Regions from separate parts of the Mus musculus genome. Here region 1 is linked to region 2. Evidence: chromatin loops called from intact Hi-C (ENCODE). Cell type or tissue: heart. All regions are shown on one strand.

Evidence for each region. A loop is a pair of places that touch in the nucleus more often than their neighbours do. Peaks named below come from ENCODE experiments on the same cell type or tissue, not always from the same donor. Only the 100,000 strongest peaks of a DNase experiment are listed, where the experiment ranks them.
Region 1: it touches region 2 in a loop (2.8-fold over the local background); 5 of 42 quality-filtered maps call a loop at or near these places.

What each region holds. Positions count from the first base shown.
Region 1 is chr7:114,561,349-114,563,848 of GRCm38, reverse strand. It overlaps Cyp2r1 (cytochrome P450, family 2, subfamily r, polypeptide 1), which reads left to right and starts at 877. Exons shown (of 5, transcript NM_177382.4): 1 at 877-1,116. The coding sequence starts at 892. In heart, a CTCF peak has its summit at 1,214; DNase peaks (open chromatin) are centred at 798 and 1,168; H3K4me3 peaks cover 1,225 bases; H3K27ac peaks cover 1,089 bases.
Region 2 is chr7:114,280,586-114,283,085 of GRCm38, reverse strand. No RefSeq gene overlaps it. Among named protein-coding and RNA genes, the nearest start is that of Psma1, 5.7 kb to the right of the region's middle. In heart, a CTCF peak has its summit at 1,209 (motif pointing right); no DNase peak of the experiment used is centred here.

The DNA.
Region 1 (2,500 bases), 280 kb before region 2:
TGTGCAGGCATTCAATAAATAGTAGCATGAATAAAACTTAAGGTAATGAGAACTGGTGAACTTTTGCCAGTGCTGAATCATAATCAGAGGGCAGGTTGTTGGGAGTCTCAAGTCCTGCCGGTCCTGTGTTGCAAGTAATTGCCCAATAGAAAACAGGAATGTGGGCTGAACTAACGACATAAAATCAGTGCCTCTGCCTCAGTAGGAGACAGAGAACCTGAATAGTCAGTGCTATCCCTGAAAAGAGAGGCCTCTGAGATTATAAATAAGAAACCAATGGGGGCTTGGGAGAACAAAGAAGGGTGAAAAGATAGGTGACTAGAACTAATCAGAATCCTCAAAGGGTCCACCGAGAAATGGCTCATAACAAACAGTGAAATTGCAGACAGAGTGAAGCAAAATACAATAAGGTTATTTCCTTTTCCTCTTGATATGTGGACTCGCTAATGGAAGTGCTGGTTATTACCAGACTCGGTTAAAGAATGCAGTTCTAATCTCTTCCCTATCCGTAGACTGAAAATAAACAGACCAGGCAACGTTAGACACTCTTTAAGGACAGACGTCCAGAGAACTAAGATGCACCGAGCCCAGAGAGCGAAGTTCACATGACCAACCTACTGACAACATTCCGGAAAAGGGCCCTAGGGCTCCGTGCCCGTTATGCGGTCCTCACCAAGAGCCAAGCCAAACCCAAAGGTTTACAAACGGACTCTGAGCAAAGCAGATCTGGAGCTGGCTAACCCAAAGGACCCTGAGCCCACACTGAATGAACCAATGGCCGTAGAGATAAGGCGGGCCGTCGAGGCGCCGGGCCAATGGGAGTGCGGCAGGGCTGGTGGGTGCGCCCCTGCCTCCTCGCTCCGGACTGGTTCGTAGCCCAGCCCGGGGCCGATGTTGGAGCTACCGGGAGCCCGGGCGTGCGCTGGGGCGCTCGCGGGCGCTCTCCTGCTGCTGCTCTTCGTGCTGGTGGTCCGCCAGCTGCTGAGGCAGAGGCGACCGGCGGGCTTCCCCCCGGGTCCTCCGCGGCTGCCATTTGTCGGCAACATCTGCTCCCTGGCCTTGTCGGCCGATCTTCCCCACGTCTACATGAGGAAGCAGAGCCGGGTGTATGGCGAGGTAGGCCTCAACGCGGACCTTCCTCTCGTCAGAAGGAACCACTCAAGCGAAGCCGGCTTCGAGGGCCGCGCCTCCTACAGGAAGCCGCCTCACCAATACCACGCCAGAGGCGCTTCGGCTTGAGTTTCCCGCCCACAGATCAGCATGTGCTTCTGCGCTTGCGCTGTGTGGCCTGTACTCTCTGGAGATGCCAGCCCGTAAGCTGCCACTGACAGAAACTTAACGGCCCCGTGGGCCCTGAGCTTGAGGGAAAAATCAAGATGCAGTGAGTTTCTAGGACAGTTAGTGGTCAGTATTGTAGGCTGCTGATTAAACCATGGTTTAAAAGATTTAACGCTAAAAATTAAAATTGCCCTTTAATTTTCTGAATCCTCAATTTTCCTCATCAGAGTAATTAGAATGATACCCAAAAGCAGTAAGAAGCTACCCAACTGTATTGCCTACTATATATGATTTTGGTTACTATGTGTGAAAAATATCTTCATTTAGTAGTGTTAGGGATTGACTGTAGGGTTTGGCAAGTTAAGTGTTTACCACTGAAACACACAGCCAATATAATAGAAATGTATTATGCCTCCAAATCTAAAATTATCTTTAAACCAGTTGATTTGAAATGGTTTCTCATTGAATAGGAAATTAAAAATTTTTACATAAATATTTGAACTGAAAGGAATTATTTACTATGAATATTCATATAGGACAAGTAATGTAAGTCTGTTCGTTAAGATAAAATTAAAATTAAGTGTTTGGAAGACTGTCATTAAGGAATAGGTTGATTGGATTCAATTGATTAGAATTTGGCGTAAATAATTTTGTTTCTGGTACACTGAGGAAACTGCATTGTTTACAGTGATGACCACTTACTGCACATCAGATAAGCCTGACCTGTGTTGATAGCTTCAAAGTTGCAAGGAGCAAAACTGAAAAGGATATATGTATTTCAGAGTAAACATTGTATTGCAAGGCTTAATAACCACCAAACATTAACTCTTTATAAACTACTGCTGCATTTGATCTTTATTCTAGCTATAAAACAACCCTGAAGATTTCCATTATCTTAGAGATATTTCCCAATTTTTGACAGTTTCAAAATTAGTATAAATTGTTAAAATACGAACCATTTTTTGTAGAGTAGAAGGAGACTGTTATTTCAGAAAGGTTATAGGAAGCAGTTCATAGAAGTTTTTTTTTTTTCTTTTTTTGACTTTTTTCTTTTTTTCCTTTTTTTTTATTATTATCATTCCATTAGTTTACATCTCAAATGATATCCCACTTTCCAGTTACCCCCTCCACCAACACCTCATCCCATGTTATCCCATTCCTGGTTACTTCACTGCCACCACCACCCCCTCCACATCTGTCCTCCCCACTCCTTTTTGCCTGT
Region 2 (2,500 bases):
ACGACTCATACCTCGTTCCAGACAACCTCTCACAGGAAAGTAGAAATAACATCAAAAAAGAGGCAGCACCAGAGCCATCCACAATAATACCCAGCCATGTTGTTATTTATTGTCTTAACAACTGGTATCCCAATTGGGGTGACAGGAAATCTCAATGTGACTTGAATTTGCATTTCTGATTAGAGTAAGATTGACTATCTATTTCTTGTGTTTATCATTTGTGCTTCACCTCTGAGGTATTTGTTCATCTTATTAGCTCATTTATTATCTTACTACGTTTGACGTCTTTGTGTGTTCTAAATGTTAATCCTGTCAAAAGCATAGCTAGCAAAGACTTCCTCCCATCCTGCAAGCTGTCCCTTCATTTCATTGTTTTTTTCCTATGCAGAAGCTTTTTAATTTTGTGAGAGCCCGTTGTCAAGCGTTGCTACTATCCTCGGAAAAACGGAGCCCTTGCCTGCGCCTGCGCCTTAAGGTGGTTTTCTTACTTTTTTTAAAGGCAATGTTGGGGGTCAGCTTTTCAGACTTGCTCAAGCTAGATACACATTCTAGCACTGAGCTTCGATCTCCACAGACTATCTTCATTTAACAGGATTCAGCAATACACACTGAAGGCTCAGGGAGGCCAGAGAAGTTATAAAAGGCCTCAAAGCTTAGAAGTAGCTAAACTCAAATACAAACTTAGATCTACCATAATCAACCATAATTTTGGAGAACTCCAGCATACAGGTCTTATAACTCTTTTCTATTCTCACTCTAGTCTATGAAAATTACCCCCCACTTTAGGGTTCCCAGCTGTGATGGTTAATAGGTGAACACAAATACCCACCTTCTTTGCTTCTTGGCTGTGAGTACCCAGTGTCCAGCAGCCTCAAGTTTCCAGCCACAGTGGACTGCACCCTCCAACTGTGAGCCAAAAGAAATCCTTCCTTCCTTAAGTTGCTTTTGCCGGGTAGTTTGTTGCAGGAACCAGAAAAGTTAACTCACGCACCAGCTTAGACCTCCACACAGCTGCCCCCACTTATTTCATATGTGCACCCGGATGTCTGACATTCCAAACTCCAAATGTGAAAATAGTTCTAGAAGTATAACATAAACTCCATTTTGACAGATTTTTTTTTTCACACGAGAAAGAGAATCATGTCTCCTGCCCCCTGATGGAAATTTAAAACACTGTTGTATGTGGATCCAGGGTTATACTCATTGGTTGAGATGCCTGTGGAGGCCAGTAGAGGGCACTGGATTCCCTGAAACTTAACTTACAGGCTGTTGGGTACTAGGAACTGAACAAACCCAAGCAAGACCTCTGTAAGAGCAGCAAGTACCTTAGCCATCTCTTCAGGCCCTAGAAATTACCTTTACCCTAAAAGTCTGGCCTCGCTTACTAATGGCTTTAAAGGAATACTGCTTTGCTGGATTGGTTACCCTACAACATTTTTGTTGATCAATTTTTTAGCTCCTGGCTAAAGACATCATCAGCCAAAACCTGTATTTACTGTTAGGGCTGTGGGAAGCAAAAGGGAGCCACAGGACCTGTCTGGGGATACCAGCTAAGTCTGTCTGACTTTCTTCCTTTATCATTTGTGTGCATATGTATATATGCATGTGGACTTTATAGACACCGCAGGAGCCAGTTCTCTTTCCACCATGTAAGTCCTAAGGAGCAAACTTAAGCTGTCCCTTCACGTGCTGAAACAGGGTTTCTCTGTGTAGCCCTGGCTGTCCTGTCTTGCCAGTTACATTTCACTGGGCACCGAGTTTGTGTGACACGTGCCATGTATATGCATATGCACGGTCTAGTTCTTGTCTCTCAGGGGTGAAGGTTTGATAGAAAGGGACAATCTGTAAACAAGTGAGGTTAAGAATGTGAGTGGTAAGATGGGAGTCTGCCTCGAGTTTGGCTGAGGATCCAAGGAAGTCAAATGCCAACTATTCCACCATAAAATGGAAAACCACCAAAAGCAGAAATTCTCAGTAACGGGGGAATGGGTGGAGACGAAGTCTTTTGCAATTCCTGACTATCTTCTACTCACTCCTAAGCTAGGGAGGAAATTTAGTTTAGAAGGGTTTTAGAGCAATTTTTTTGGATTGTTGTGAGTCAACAGCTTTTTCCTCAGCTATTCCTAGGGAAAGAAACTTCAAGGATTTAGTGTAATTTTGCTATATAACCATTGGGTCAGAGGCCACAGTGGACTGGTGCCAGGCTTACACTGAGGGATTTATATACCCAGTGCTCACATACTTTTCTCATGTACAGTCACTACTCTAGGAATACAAAAACAAAAACACAGCAAAACAAAAAACAAACAAACAAACAAAAAATGGTGAACAGAATGGACAAAACTCTGGGCCTTCACAGAGCCAAAGAGCTAGGGGGGATTTTGCTGATACACTGAAAAATGAGTCTGGGGTTTGGTCAAAGTCCATGGTTACTGAGATCTGAGGCAAAGTATTCCTCTGAGAGTGTTTCTTTGGATCATAATGTGCTATTGAAAAGGAC